2 separate regions of the Homo sapiens genome follow, and region 1 is linked to region 2. Evidence: read pairs that join two places in POLR2A ChIA-PET (ENCODE). Cell type or tissue: GM12878. All regions are shown on one strand.

Region 1 (8,000 bases), 120 kb after region 2:
AATGTCTGTTAAGTCTATTTGGTCTAAAGTCCAATTTAAGTCCGATGTTTCTTTGTTAATGTTCTGTCTCTGTGATTTCTCTAGTGCTGTGAGTGGGGTATTAAAATCCCCTGCTATTATTGTATTGCTGTCTATCTTTCTTTAGGTCTAGTAATATTTGTTTTGTGAATTTGGGTGCTCTGATGTTGGGTGCATATATATTTAGAATTGTTATATCCTCTTGCTGAATTGATCCCTTGATTATTATATAATGGCCTTCATTTTTTTAAATTATATTATGTTTTTGGTTTAAAGTCTGTTTTATCTGATATAAGCATAGCTATTCCTGCTCACTTTTGATTTCCATTTACTTGGAATCTCATTTTCCACCTCTTTACTTTTAGTCTATGTGTTTTTATGGGTAAGGTGAACTTATTGTAGGCAGCATATAGTTGGATCATGTTTTTTAAATCCATTCTACCAAACTCTACCTTTAAAGTGGCACGTTTAATCCATTTATATTCAAGGTTAATATTGACACAGGAGGCTTTGTTCCTGTCAAATTGCTGATTGTTTTCAAGTCGTTTTTATAAATTCTTTGTTTCTTTTCTTTCCTTGTCTTTGTGGTTTGATGAAATTCTGTTGTGTTGCCATTTGATTCCTTTCTTTTCCTCCTTTGTGTTGCTGTTTTATACGAACTGTGAACTTTCTAGATTTTCTAGTTGGTGAGTGTGCAGCTACTCGTAATAGTCTCTAATGATCTTTTGTATTTCTGTGGTTTCAGTCGTAATGTTTCCTTTTTCATTTCTGATTGTGTTTATTTGGATCTTCTCTCTTCTTTGTTAGTCTAGCTAGTGGTTTATCATTTTTGTTTACCTTTTCAAAGAACCGCTTTTCATTTCAACAGTCCTTCGTATTTTTAAATCTCTATTTCATTTAGTTCTGTGTGTCTTTTATATTTCTGTGTGTTTTCATAATGGTGAAAATTAACCTTTCACTTCCATGTTTAAGACCCCTTTGAGCATTTCCTGTACAGCTGATCTAGTGGTGACAAATTCCCTCAGCATTTGCTTGTCTGGGAAGGAGTTTATTTCTCCTTGATTTATGAAGTCAGCTTCTGGCAGGACACAAAACTCTTGACTGACAGGTTCTGCTTAAGTTTAATATTTTTCTGTGGCTGCTAATTGTTCACATGTTTTCATTATGAAGTAATTTTAATGCCACTTTGGTGGGCTGTTAATCCCTTTGGGGGCCTCATGCAAGCAAGAGCTAGCACAAAGGATCAATTTAGGTCTTGTTCTGGGGGTTACCTAGAGGGGCAGCAAAACCTCAGTAGGGTAAGCCATAAATAATCTAAAGTTCCTAAGAGCTGAAGAAGAAGGAAATGGCCATCCAAAATAGAGCTGTACTTGCCCCAGCTAGGGAAATTAGGAACGAGAGATACCCAGTGATGAGGGTTGGGTCTTTGAAGAAGTGTCTATTAATATGGCCACCAGAGAGCTCTAAACATCTGCCAAGTTTCTAGAGCCCCCTGTTAGCTCAACATAACAGTACCAGCCAGGTAAGCATTCCTTGTACCCCATACCTCTTCTCCCTTCCTGCAGTTTATGCTTGCAGGGTCAGAAACCACACTTGGCAAACTGCAGAAGAAAAGGTAAAAGCAGGCCGGGCGTGGTGGCTCATGCCTGTAATCCCAGCACTTTGGGAGGCCAAGGTGGGCGGATCACGAGGTCAAGAGATCGAGACCATCCTGGCCAACATGGTGAAACCCCGTCTCTACTAAAAATACAAAAAATTAGCCGGGCGTGGTGGCAGGCACCTGTAATCCCAGCTACTTGGGAGGCTGAGGCAGGAGAATCACTTGAACCTGGGAGGTGGAGGTTGCAGTGAGCCAAGATGGCACCATTGCACTCCAGCCTGGGCAAAAAGAGTGAAACTCCGTCTCAGAAAGAAAAAAAAAAGGTAAAAGCATTAGATGGAATCACATGGAAACAGCCTACCTCCTTCCTTCCTCACTGCAGGCTTCTCATCTGAGCTCGGGAAAGGAGGAGCCTCCTAGATTTGATTATGTGATGATTACCCAAGATTGGACATTTTAATTACTAATTGCAAGACCTTTTTATTGCACATGAATAAATGGAATAGTCATATTGTCCCAAATTTAATCGAGGGTGGGACAAAGACTAATTCCACAGAATACATTTAAAGCAATAGTGGGAGTTAAAAGTAAAATTGCATTATAATTAGACCCTCCAAGTCCTGCCTGTTTAACTTAAGGTTGCTCACACTACTGAGGCGAGATAGAAAAGTAGTTGGTGAATTTCAATTGGAAAAGTGTAGCCATGGGAAGGAACCTAGGAGTCTCATCTCTCTCCTGAAGTTAATCTGCCCAATGTCTCAAAGGCCTCAAGAACTGTTCTCAGGGAAGTATTAGAATGCAAATAAAACCACCATTCTACTTTTGACTAGAAATCCTCTGGTGGTTGCCTGAGATGGGGAGGTATTGTTTAATGGGTATAGAGTTTCAGTTGGGGAAGATGAAAAAGTTCTGGAGATGAATGGTGATGTCACAACAATGTGAATGTACTTAATGCCACTAAATTGCACGCTAAAAAATGTTAAAATGGAAAATCTTATGTATTGTATATTTCATCACAATAAAAAAATAGCATAGGATGATTGTTTATCCACTGGGAAAATAAAATAAAATAATCATTATTACCTCTAAAACCAAAATAAAACCCTGATGGATGCTTTGCCAGTTAAAGCATCTTCAGAAAGATGACAAGAAGTTAGACACTGTATCCACAGGAACAATTTGGCTTAGGCAGAAAAGGGAGATTTGTAGGCTCACCCAACTGAACTGCAGGAAAGGTGGGTATGAGCTGGACCTCAGGACTGACCACACCTGGGACTGGAACACCACCCGCCCTTTCTCTGTCTCTTGTTTCTGCTTCTCTCAGTGCACCAGCCACTCTCTCCCACCACAGACTGGCTTCTTCTGCACAGCCTGTGGGACATGGCCACCGAACAGCTCAGACTCATACCTCACAGGTTTGCCACCTGAGCAAACCCAAGATCTTCCATCTGGTTGAAGGTCAGAAGTCTCAGGACTGAATTTGGGGAACATGCCTATCTGTAGCCAATCACTGAGTTAGGGAAGCAGATCAGTCAGAAACTGGGGGATCCCATTAAACCACACTGTGGAAAGCAGTATTCCTGAGAACAGAGTGCTACTCCACTCTAGGCAGACAAAGCAGTAGCCACCAGCTATCTGCACAGTCCTTCCCTTCTCTGGAACAGATCCCAAACAGTGCTGGGAAGACCTCAGCAGCACAGTTGGACCACCTATGTGCTCCTTCCGCCCTCATTACTTGTACATCCTGGATCCCTGGATTTCTTAGCTAATGCTGGGTTGGCAGAAATGAGGGGGAGGGGAGCAGTAGAATCCTGCCCTAAATTGCAGCCAGTCATCTGAGGTCATTTTTTCCTTGTCAATGCTATATCCCCAGAGGGTTGGACCCTTCTCTATTCTGTTATGCTTTATTCAGACAATTTCTAGAACAATGTTGGCCAGTATAGATGATTCCCGTCATTTTATCTCTACTACCTAGGTCCAAAGATTCCCCCCACAACCTTGTGAATCTCTGACTCAGTGTTATTAGTCTTAAAAACCCAGGTGCTGAACCAGACTATGCTGTGCTCCTCTTTGGAGTGAATCTTGGATTATCAAATAATCAAATAATGGCTAAGATCAGCCCTTGTTTCCCCATGTCCCTGCTTAGTGCCAGCTCTGTCTTCATCCCCTCCCAGGCTTGGCCACCCTTCTGCTGAGATGCACCCTAGCATGTTGCCCATAAAGGAATGTGAAAAAAGTATCTACACTTCTGAAGATAGTGTGCTCCACCCTTCAAAGCTTTAGGAAGATAAATTTAGACATAAAACAGGAAGTATTTCTCTGTGTGGCTAAGAGTGATCTAAGAGAAGTTATTTCCTCAAGATATTTTGAAGCTGTAGTGTGGGGAAACAGTTCTCAAACCCCAGTGTGGATCAGGATCACCTGGAGGGCTTACTAAGCTACATATTGTTGGGTCCACCCCAGAGTTTCGATTCAGTCGATCAGGGGATCAGAGGTGGGGCCTAAGAATTTGCATGTTTTTAACTCTTTTTTTTTTTTTTTTTTTTTGAGATGGAGTCTCGCTCTGTCACCCAGGCTGGAGTACAGTGGCAAGATCTCGACTCACTGCAACCTCTGCCTGCCGGGTTCAAGCAATTCTCCTGGCTCAGCCTCCCAAGTAGCTGGGATTACAGGTGCGTGCTGCCATACCCGGCTAATTTTTTATATTTTTGGTAGAGACAGGGTTTCGTCATGTTGGCCAGGCTGGTCTCAAACTCCTGACCTCAAGTGATCAGCCCACCTCAGCCTCCCAAAGTGCTGGGATTACAGGTGTGAGCCACCACACCCAGCCAGAATTTACATTTTTCAAAAGGTCCCTGATGTTGCTGAGGCAGGACCACACTTTAAGAACCACTATAGTAGAGGTTTAGGAAGAGACAGAGAAAAATCTCTCCAGGCTACAAGACTGTCTGATGCTGAAGGTCTTGGCCTAGGTCAGCTAAGGTGCTCTTTAGGGTTGATATTCTGTGATTGTTAAACAGGTGACTAAATATGTATCTGTGTCAAGCTACTCTTATTATCATTAAACAGTTCTTGACTGCTTACTTTATTAAAATATAAGAATTTCCAAGAGCTTCGGACCTCTGATCTATATATAACAGAACTTCATTAAGTATAACTCACTAAGTCACTTAGTGAAAAGCTTGAACTACAGAATAGTCTAACTAATTGCCCTTTCAAATAGGCATTTAACAATAATTTCAACTAGCCTCCTACAAAACTGTTTCACAGCAAAGCTTTCACTGATGTTTTTGCAAAATGAATTTAATTACTAATTATCATATAAGGATTAGCATATAGCTGATATGTAAATGTCTTAGGTATGATTTAAACTGTTGAGTCAACTGAACATGTACCTTCCTCTCCCACTTCCTCCAACAAATAAATCTTACTTGTATTTTAATTTAATACTGTGTCCATTCTTCTGAAATAGCTGTTTATTCTGAACATCTAATTTTAGACATATAACTAATATGGTACAATTTTCAACTGCCGGTTATTTAAATGCTGCCCCCTCCCTGACACAAATAAATCTTATTTACATATTATTTGCTTCATAAGTATTCCACCATCCTGCAGTCACTGTGATCATTGTCCCCAGCTAGTCTTTGATCTGTGATAATTGTCCACAGGTAGTCTTTGATCATATGTTCTCCTGTCTGGAGGAACTAATATGTCCTTCCAACTCTGCCCAGCCTTCAGGTACAATTTAGGCCCCTACTTTTCTCTTAGGCTTTCTTCAGCCACTGTAACTTTTTTAAGTTTCTCCCTTATCCAAAGTCCCTTACTACTTAGAACCTCGGAAGTAAAGGGACCTCAGAGAACATCCAGTCCACGCTGCCCTCTGTTTAAATGTGTCTACAGTGTACCACACCAAGGAACTCCCACACTCTGAATGAACAGCCCAGTGATCAGGAGCTTTGAATCAATTCTTGGCACCTAACAGTTTGTGAAGAGTCTGCTAAACTCCCTCTATCAGAAATCCCAGAGGACTGAGAACAGGTCATCCTTGGAGGTATGTAATACAGTATTTAACCACCTTTCTACCTGAGTGTGCTTACCTGCAAAGGGTAATGTCGATATTAACCGAGAATGATCATGGTTGTCACATTTAAACTAATAATAATAAAGTACACAATTTATTATGCAGAAAGAATCATGCCTTCATAATCAGTCTTCACAAAGATTCCTTTAACTCTCTGCACCCACCATTCCTAATCCTGGAAAATTATTTCTCTTTGCTCTTTGCTCATCCATAGGCTCTTTGACAAAAGTCTCCAGAAAACTACTGAACTACACACATCAACAATAAAGAAGTCCTAATGTCCAAAACCTTGCTTGTCACTTTTTTGTTTGTATAATTTATCTCCACAACTAGATCATAGGCTTCTAGAAAACATGAGTTCTGTTTTAAATTTTGTGCCCCTTGGCAGCTGTATCTGAATGGAGTCAGGATCTGGAAGCCCAAGTCTCCTTGTCAATGTCTGCTTGGTTCCCAAGGACACCTGTAAATGGAAGAGGGGCATAGTACACAGAAGACATTGCTGGCAAGTGTGGTCTCTTTACGATCAGGTGAGTCATCTGCTGAAATCTTTATAATAGACTTCTACCTTGATGGAATGGGTTGGACTAACGAGGAACCACCATTACTCCAAGGCCCAGAGCAGAGCTGGGCCATCAACTGTCTCCACACTTCCTGTCTTCTAGGTGCCACCCTGATCCCTCATTGCCTTTCAGCTGCATGTCTAAATCCCCACCCCACCCCTCATCTAGTTGGCTTTGATTCCAAGGACCTAGGACTGGAGTAGGGCTTTCACAAATAAGACAGCAGGAATGTAATGCAACCTAATGAGCAGACTAAGAAAGCATCTATACAGAAGAACAGACATACAAATACCAAGGCAGATAAGAGTGACAAAAGACAAAAAAAAAAAAAAAAAAAAGAGAGAGAGAGAGAAAAAGCTGAAGCCGGTCAGAATTCATCAGGGGATGGTGTATGTCTACCACCTCAGTGGTCCTTTAAAGGTAAACGGGCTTATTTTTCATGCACCAGCCTATGGTCCCTTCACTGGGACACTCTCAACATCCCCGGCTTTTTATAACTCTGGCTGGAAAGGTCAGCTCTGAACTCTTCCTGGGCAGGGAAAGGAGTTCACATAGGGATTGGGGATGGAGTACGGGAGCAGAGGAGCAGTGCCTATGTTAGAAACCGGTAGGAAGGCCGGGCGCGGTGGCTTGCGCCTGTAATCCCACCACTTTGAGAGGCTGAGGTGGGTGGATCAACTGAGGTCAGGAGTTTGAGACCAGCCTGACCAATATGGTGAAACCTCATCTCTACTAAAAATATAAAAATTAGCTGGGCGTGGTGGCATGTGCCTGTAGTCCCAGCAGCTGGGCAGGAGAATTGCTTGAACCCAGGAGGTGGAGGTTGCCGTGGGGCAAGATCGTGCCACTGCACTCCAGCCTGGGTGACAGAGGAAAACTCTGGTTTCAGAAAAAAATAAAATAAAATAAAATAAAATAAAAGCAGCAGCAGCAGCTGGTAGGAGCTGGATGCCTGGAAGAATAAAGAGCCTTTCTCCCTTAGGAGTGAGCCTAATAGATGGATCTTTACTCCCTTTCTCCTGGGCCCTCTACTGGTCTTTGCTTCTCCCATTTTTCACATTCTGACTGCATATACATACATGGCAATATATAGAGAATTTGGCCCCTTGACTCTCACCAGAAGCACCCCCCCAGCCCCATGACTCTGATTTCTTCAATGACATACGTTAAGTACTTTTTCTCCAAAGGTGAAATGATCCTAGGCTTTCTCAAGGGCAATGATTCTGAGCCTTACCCACATTTTAGAATCAGCTTAGGAAACACAAAAAAATCTCAATGACCAGGCAGCACCCCCAAGCCAATCAAGTAAGAATCTGGGGTGTAAGACTCAGACATGAGTATATTTTTTTAAATTGTTTATTTTTATGGGGACCTAGCAGGTATCTATATTTATGGGATATGTGAGCAATTTGGATACAGGCAAACAATATATAATAATCACATTGGGGGAAATGGGGTGTCCATCACCTCACGCATTTCTCATGTCTTTGTATTACAAACATTCCAATTATGCTTTTAGTTATTTTTAAGTGTACAATGAATTTTTTTTTACTTTAGCCACAGATCTAGGTACATTTTTAAACTCCCCAAATGATTCTAATATGCAGTCAAGGCTGAGCCAGCTGCCCTGGAGATGGTCCATCCCTTTTCAGGCCTCGCTGCACATCAGACTCATCTGAGGAACTTTTAAAACCACTGTTGCCTGTGCCCCACCCAAACCAATTAAAATCACTGTCTC
Region 2 (8,000 bases):
AAACCTGCCTGGGACTCCCATTTACCTGCTGACTCAAGGGTAACTCTGGTGAACCTCCCCCTCCTGCTCCGTCACCAGATGACTCCTACCTTCTGGCCGAGGCCCTGAGTTTTTCAGAGAGGAGGAGCTGTGGATGCCAGCACCACTCTTTCTCCTAATGCTAGGTTGGTATCAACTCAGACACAATGATCTTTTGCCTGAACTAAGCTCTCTATTTATTTCATAAGCATACTGAGCATAAGCATTGCCTCATTTTTTATTTAAAAACACTAATTTAAAAAAACAGTAACTAACAACCATGAGAGCTGTGTTAGGCCATGTGCCATTCAAATTGCTTTGCATTTTTATACCTGAGAGGAGTCTTATCATTAGCACCCCCATTTTACAGGTGGGGAAAGTGAGGCACCCAGAGGCTAAGGCATTTGCCCAGGGCTATCCAGGTACTGCCAGAGGCCAGACTTGAACCCAAGCAATATAACTCCTAATCTATACCCTAACCACCATGATACAACTTGCCCCAGATGGACCCAAACACCCGCTAGTATCTCTAACTGAATCTTTGCCTCTTAATGGCCTCTGTGTTGTGGGTGGCATGAGTAACAACCCTTCAGTGGTCTGGCCTGGAAAAGTCTTTGGTTGTCTCTACCCCGTAGTCTCCGGCAGGGCCCTCTCAGGACAAGGCTGGCTGCCCTCGCATCTACCTGCTTTGCTCAGACCAGTGGCTCCCAGAAGGCGGCATGCTCGGTCTTTGCAGCCTTTAGTGCAATGGCGAGGTTGTGCTGCAGCTGAAATCAAAGTCTTTGACGGCGATTGATTTCAACACTGCCTATCTGGACAGTCCTCTTACCCATGGGTAACTTGAAAAGTCACAGGCAAGAATTCCAAAAAGGTGGTTTTGCTTGTCTACCTTTACCTGCAAAGGAACCCCTATCCCCAAACAAGGGGGTTGAGGCTGGTCCCCAGAGGCAATCTATTCAGCCTCTGGGCTGAAACCAATTTTGAGAGCTTTTGAAACATTGCTTCATTCTATTTAATTTTTTTTTTTTTTTTTGAGACAGGGTCTTGCTCTGTTGCCCAGGCTGGAGTGCAGCTGGAGTGTGGTGGTGTGATCACAGCTCACTGTAGCCTCGACTTTCTGGGGTCAGGTGATTCTCCTTAGCCGCAGAGTAGCTGGGACTACAGACGTGCGCCACCATACCCAGCTAATTTTTTGTATTTTTCGTAGAGATGGGGTTTCGCCATGTTGCTCAGGCTGGTCTCAAACTCCTGGGCTTAAGCAATCCTCCTACCTCGGCCTCCCAAATTGCTGGGATTACAGGTGTGAGCCACAATGCCGAGCCATTCTCTTTAAATATGCTTTAAAATATAGATACTAATAACCTGATTGGATACTTCCAAACTCTTCAGAAGGCAGTTTTGTCTTTAAACCTTTCTGCAACAGGGGTTAGGACCCATTTGATGGGATGGGAATAACAAACGCCAGCCTCAAAATCTAAGGACTCAGGTTAAGAGAGGAGAAAATTCTTCCCTTCTGATCAGCCATCCGTAGCTTTTCGCTCCAGAGCACACAGGCCACTGTAGCTTGCTGCAATATTTTCTCTTCTGACTTCTACCAGGGTGTGTGGGGAGAGAAAGAAGAGCTCTGAAATAAAACAGGCTAAAATTTGGTCTATAAATGGAATTTGGGACTGAAATGATTCCTCAGACAAAGTAGAATTAACTGCAATTTCAGGACTTTTTTTTTTTTTTTAACAGCATCATAGGTAGAGGTTGATCAAGGACTTTTGAGGCTTGAGTGGTCTGAAACCTAGAACAGAGACCTCAGAGGATTTTAGATTTAGATAAATGGGAAGGGTGAGTTGAAAAGAAATGTTACACTCAAATTTGGAAGAAAAAACCAAGGTTCAAGGAAGTTATTTTTAATGAAAAATCAGTGATTAAAGAGGAGAATCCCAATTTGTACCAAAATATTCATTTCCACAAATCCTGCTTAGTGCATGGTCTATTTCATTATACTAATTAGCTACACTGATTAATGCTTCTGTTTATATTTTTAAATAGATTTTGTAAAAGAGGATAATGAAACGGAAAAGCACCTTCATCACATTCCCCTCCAACAGACATGCCTACAGGCGGCCTTTATCAGTGGTTCTCAATCGTGGTTCTCCCGATAGATCACCTGGGAACTTGTTAGAAGTGCAAATTTCACACACTGGGGGAGGGGAGCAATCTGGGTTTTAACAAGTCCTCCAGGTGATTCTGATGCCACATGCTGAAGCCACTTGGCCACAACCATAGCATCAATGCCCACCTGGGGGACACTGGCCTTAATTGCAAAGGACCCTCGAGGACACAGGAACTGGATACCTGGTCTACAAGCCCAAACTTTAACAATGATGGACAGCAACAGAACCTCACCTCTTCCTTCTCTTTTGCAAGATGGCTTTTTTGGGTCTTGTTTCTCTTCTGTGTGTGATAATGATGTTTCGAGTTTGGGCATCTTTTTAAGAAAGGCTGAGTTCTTTCTGATATTTTCCTTTTCTTCCAGTTTCAGCCTCAGTGCTGCCACCCTGGACAAAATTTTCTTCTTTACTCCCTCAGCTAAATGTCCACTGCCTGGGGCTTCTGGCTTCCTCTTGACCTCCTCTGACCCCGTCACTGCTGTGAGGGTCCCTGGCGATTTGCCTGCTCGGGCTTCCAGGGACTTCTCTCTCTCCCTGGACTTTTTCGCACAGCCCAGGGTGCCCTTTTGACATGGATCCTGCAGTAATTTAGGGGCTTTCTCTAACTCACGTTCTCCTGAAATAAATGCCAAGGTCTTCGCTGAGGAGCTAGATGAGCTTGGGGGTTTGGTTTCCCCAATTTGAAGCACCTCTATTTTAGGTTCCTCCATTTTGTGGCTTATCAAAAAGTCTGTGACATTTCCTTCAGGAGATGAAGTACAAGGGAACCTGGTAAGATCAGGAGAAGAGGGCAAAGGTTTCCCACGCTCATTCTCAATAGTTCCCCTTTTCTGTGAAACAGGAAACACATACTGACGCTTTCTGGGCTCAACTATGTCATTTTCAGGGACGTCATGAATTTGGCCTGTGGAGTTGTGCGTGTCAACCCCAAGAGAAGCGTGAGTCATTATTGGAAGACAACTAGAAAGAGGTGAAGTGGGGGAAATCAATTCTGCTTTGTCCTTTTTGCTTTGCTCAGCCTCCCCTAAGCTCCCATCACTGCTTTCTTGTATTTGGCCTATGCTACATCCACTTGGAATTCTTTCACCGCCTTCGCTGGGTTGCAGGACTTGCCAAATGGCAGTTTTTGCCTCCTCAGGTTGAATTTGTTCAGCCTCCTGCTTCATACTGCCTTCTTGGCTTCTGCTGATTCTATTTTCACTCAGAATGGTTCCCTGGAGACATGGAACTTGCAAAATGGCCGGCTGGATTTCCGCTTCGTGGCCCATGTTTCCGTCATTTGATTGACCCCCTTCTCTGGCGCCCTGTGGTGTGGTTTCAGAGGGCTCTGGTTTTCCAGCCCTGGTGTACTCTATCACACTTATCTCATCAATGGGATCTACAGAGGACTCTAGGATTTTAGGGCAGGTCAGAAACTTTTTAAAGAAGGCAGTGTGATCCATCTTGAGTTGTTTTTCCTCCTGGTCTTGACTCACATTGTTAACATTTTCCTTCCCTCCAGTTTCAGAAGCCGCTGACAGTGAATCTGTGACAGATAACTCCTTTTCATCTACAGGGTCCACGGATGACTCCAGGAGTCTGGGTTGGCTGAAACCCCGGGAAGAAAGACTTCTCCAATGTACACTGATGGTGGGCTCTTCGCCTTTATGGCTTTCTCTGCTATCAGCAAGGGCTGACTCAGCATCCTCTGGACTGTGAGCCAATGCTGCTATTTCAGAGGGGGCCAATTCAGGCACAACAGCATCTGCCTTTAGACTATCAGGTACAGCCCAGACCTTGTCAGGAATTATGAGACCACCGTCTGATGCCTTGCTCTCAGAATTTGTCAGTTGTCGTGGTGGCCAGATTTCAGAAGCGGAAGCCTCTAGAGTTATAATCTTCAGCTTGTTGCCTGCCTCCCAATTTCCAGGTCTATATTCTTTAGACTCTTCCAAAAGGATATCAGAGAGAGATGGAACGTTGCTCAGAGCCTGACTGTCTTCTTCCCCAGCAGTTTCAGCCACCACGGAGACCCTCGTCCCCCAACCTGAGCGCTGCCCTGCTCCTTCCCTAGAGCTTGCGGGTGAGTGGGCCGTGGGCACCAAGTTTCTTTCCTCTTGTGCAGCAGATGTCGTAGGCAAACTTTGTTGGAAATCAGGTGCAGAAAGAGAACCCTGCTGGGACAGGCTCTGCTGCTGGACCCCCTGCTTTGTTTCACTTCCTCTTTCTTGGAAATTCTCTTCATAGCTCCTAAAGTCTGCTCTGTCCACAGTCTGGCTCTTATCTCCAGACAGGTTATCAACCTGAAGAGGGGAATTACTGCAGAAACCCTCTCCCTCTGGGAGCTGCAGGACATGGTGTGGGACTCCTGGCACACTGGGTGCCCTGCAAAGTAGCTCTTTTGTAGATTTGATGGTAGCACCACTTAAAATATGATCCAACTGCACTTGGGAAGGAAATTGGGAAACCTTTTCATGGGATGCACGAGGGAACCTCTCCTCAGTGCCACCTGCATGCTTGTCCTCAGGAATTGACACAGCAAGGTATTTGGCTGGGTGGACTTCGGTGGCAATGGTAACAGTTGATGTGTCCTCAGTCTCCCTGGTCGCTTGAAAGCACTCATTATTAGCAGTTAATGTTGTTGGCTTCTCCCAAGGAAAACTCACAATTGAACTATAACTGGCTGGTGTGGCTGTGGTGTCTGCGGCACTAGGACTGGGGCTCTTGTCACCTCCTTCTTTAAATTGCACTAAAGGATTGTTCTCAGAAGAAAGGAGCTGTGTTTCATCAAGCCCTCCTGAGTTGCTGGGGCTTGGCTGCTCCTGGCCAGCATGTACTGTGGAGGCCAGTGGGTAGGTGGAATTCTCCACCTTGGCTAGATTTTCTCCTGTGGCACCTTCACTAGCTGTGTGTGAAATGTTCAAGGTGAAAGTACTGGTAAAAAGAGGGGACATGACTGAGTTGCCGTCCTTGCTGCTTTTGCACGTAGACACTGAAGTCTCAGACACTTGTGTCTGAAAAAAGACTTCCAGTGTCTTGTCATTAGAAGAACATAAATCAGATACTTTGTTTTGACCTTCTGCCAGTTCCGTATCTACAGAGCAAATTTCTTGAGGCGAATATTTATCAACTGGTCTCCCAACAAGAGAATCTATGGTATCAAAACACGTTCCTTGGTCACCAGCCTCAAAACACTCCATTGCACACACTGCTTCTCTGTCCCTTGGCTCATCACACACATTTTCCAGGGTGAGGGCAGTATCTGTGGGTTCAGGGGAAGCAACAGAGACAGCCACAGGCTCCCTGAAGTCAGCACGAGCATCCTTGGGGAGATGCCTTGAGAACACACCTGGGGACATAGTCTCATCATTGGCTTCTGAGATGCTCTGCTCATATTTTAGGTCTTCCCTGAAATTGTCAGGTATGTTGCCATCTCTGTCTTGTTTTTCTTCATGCTGTGGACCACAGGTACAGGGTTTGACCTCCGAGTGTTGAGCTAATGATGCATTTTCCTTGTGGACCCCTCCTAAGTTTGAGAAGGAAATTGTTGTGGTCCCAGTGAATGGGGACTCCTCCCCAGCAGGCTCTGAGAAAGCTGGCATCTGGCTGCAAGAGATTGTCTCTCTGACTGTTTCCTGAACTTGTACCTAGGAAGATGAAAAGTGATATTAGTAGAATTGTTCATGGGAGAGCCCACAATAGGGCATAACTGCAATCCCAAGAGTGTTAATCCTCAATGACCGTAATAATGGACAAGAATGATTGAAATCTAAACATTAATCCCCCAACTCCCTCTAGCTATTAGAGATTTCCTAGAAAACTGCAAATTTAAGCAACTCTGTGTTCCAGGGGGCCCTTTGTCAAATTCATCATTATAAGCAAAAAGCCTCCTGACAACCATCATTTATTTAATGATTTCTTTCTCTCTTAGGAAATAGATGGAAATAAATCGAATGTTAACTGTTTTGATCAAGTAAGTCACAACAAGAGCTGTGCGCATCTTTCCAGAAAGATGAATCTCACATGATCATAATAAATGAAATAAACAGTACTTGCAAAACAGCAATAAGCAATCTTTGTCCCCAAAATATAACAGCTTGCTGGTTAATAATTGCTATGGTTTGGATATTTGCCCCCTCCAAACCTCATGTTGAAATTTGATCCTCAGGGTTGAAGGTGGGGCCTAATGGGAAGTGTTTGGGTTATGGGGGTGGATCTCTTACGAATAGATTTATGCCATCCCTCAGGGGTGGGGGGAATGAGTGAGTTCTCAATCTATTACTTCCTCGTTGTTAAAAAGAGTCTGGCACCATCCCCACCCCCACCCTGCTTCCTCTCTGTCCATACTATCTCTGAAAATGCCAGCTCCCCTCTGCCTCCCATCGTGAGTTGGAAGCAGACTGAGGCCCTCACCAGATGCAGATGCCTAATGTTGAACTTTCTAGCCACCAGAATCATGAACCAAATAGGCCTCATTTCTTGATAAACTACCCAATCTCAGGTATTCTGTTATAGCAACATGAAGTGCACTAAGATAACAATGTTACTAAAAAACAGAGAGAAGGCTGCCTTTGAACCCACCTCTAATGAATAAATGGACTTATGATTGGCCACCAGCACTGCCAATCATTTCTTTCCTAGAGAAGCTTATAAACATCCCAGAATGTATCCCAGACTTTAAAATAGATGCCCAGTGGCAGGCAGACCACCTCTACAGGAAATAGAAGATTCAGGACTGCTTAGGTTTTTGAGAAAAGGGGAGAGGGGGAGGGAGGGAGGAAGAGAGGAAGGCAGAGAAAAAGAAACCTCACATTCTGAGGATTGAGCCTTTCATGGTACTATATGAACGTTCCATGATATTGGATATTGTTCAAGGAAGCAGCAAACTCTTTGACTAAATCCTTGTCTCATGAAACTTTTAGCTCATTGATTATTTCAAAACAAAGAAAACTTATGTCCAGCCAAGGAGAAGAAAATTACTTCTAATTTCTGAAGCAACTCAGTCTTTGCTCCCAGGACTCCTGCCTTGGACAGCCACATTCAGATGTGCAGGGAACAGATGACTGGCCTTGGCGGGATGGGGTTCAGGGGTGGGGATGAAGTCTGTCTCCCAGCGTATGACAAAACAGAGCTGAAATGTTCATGGGCATATTATGGCTCCAATGTCATGAGATTGATTCTCATAAATCATACATGACAGTCAGTCTTACTACCTTGTGGTCAATCCCTGTATGTACTGCCCGTGGGAAGCAGGACAACAGCATAATCACACCTCTTTCCACACTTCCCCCAGGCTGCTTACAGCCTGTCAGTCATGCATCTCTCATTTTCTCTTTTAAAGCTACTTTGAGGTTCATTTAACTCATATTTGATGGGCATAAAAATGCTAACTAAACAAGAAAGAAATTTAATATAAACTCCATGAGGGCTAGGACTACTTAATCTTTTCAACAAATATTTAGTGAATGCCTCCAAAGTACTAGGGAGTGTTTTAGATAATGGGGATACAAGACAGGCAAATGCTCATCTACAAGGAGCTCCCATTCTGTGTTCTAGTGAAGGCCTGTTATAGCGATTAGCATGCGGTAGATGCTTACTAAGTGTTTGTTGAGAGAATGAATAAATGAATGAACCATGTACCAGTTGAGACAGCTGTAGCCAACTTCACCCATTAAAGCTCTACACTTGAAAGGGTTTGAACTTTCATCTGCTCCTGACTTTGCAACAACCCCATTTTAAAAGAGACTTTGAACCCTAAGCACTACTGGTTATCCTGGTGTTCCCGGAAAGAAAAGTATATTTATTCCCTTTCTATATCCCTTTTTCTTCTTTATTAAA

What was found. Peaks named below come from ENCODE experiments on the same cell type or tissue, not always from the same donor. Only the 100,000 strongest peaks of a DNase experiment are listed, where the experiment ranks them.
Region 1: POLR2A ChIA-PET joins it to region 2 with 22 read pairs; 7 of 35 experiments call an interaction of 5 or more read pairs at or near these places.

Annotation. Positions count from the first base shown.
Region 1 is chr18:58,654,342-58,662,341 of GRCh38, forward strand. It overlaps LINC03110 (long intergenic non-protein coding RNA 3110), which reads left to right and starts at 4,198. Exons shown (of 4, transcript NR_187442.1): 1 at 4,198-4,290; 2 at 5,522-5,672; 3 at 6,091-6,229. In GM12878, a CTCF peak has its summit at 7,288 (motif pointing left); DNase peaks (open chromatin) are centred at 3,950, 5,314 and 7,980; H3K4me3 peaks cover 6,837 bases; H3K27ac peaks cover 7,031 bases.
Region 2 is chr18:58,532,416-58,540,415 of GRCh38, forward strand. It overlaps ALPK2 (alpha kinase 2), which reads right to left. Exons shown (of 13, transcript NM_052947.4): 5 at 2,419-5,809. Among named protein-coding and RNA genes, the nearest start is that of ALPK2-AS1, 21 kb to the right of the region's middle. RefSeq lists enhancers at 2,385-2,784, 2,885-2,934, 2,927-4,126, 3,045-3,264, 3,325-3,524 and 1 more. In GM12878, a CTCF peak has its summit at 4,272; DNase peaks (open chromatin) are centred at 3,036, 3,406 and 4,407; H3K4me3 peaks cover 6,630 bases; H3K27ac peaks cover 7,568 bases.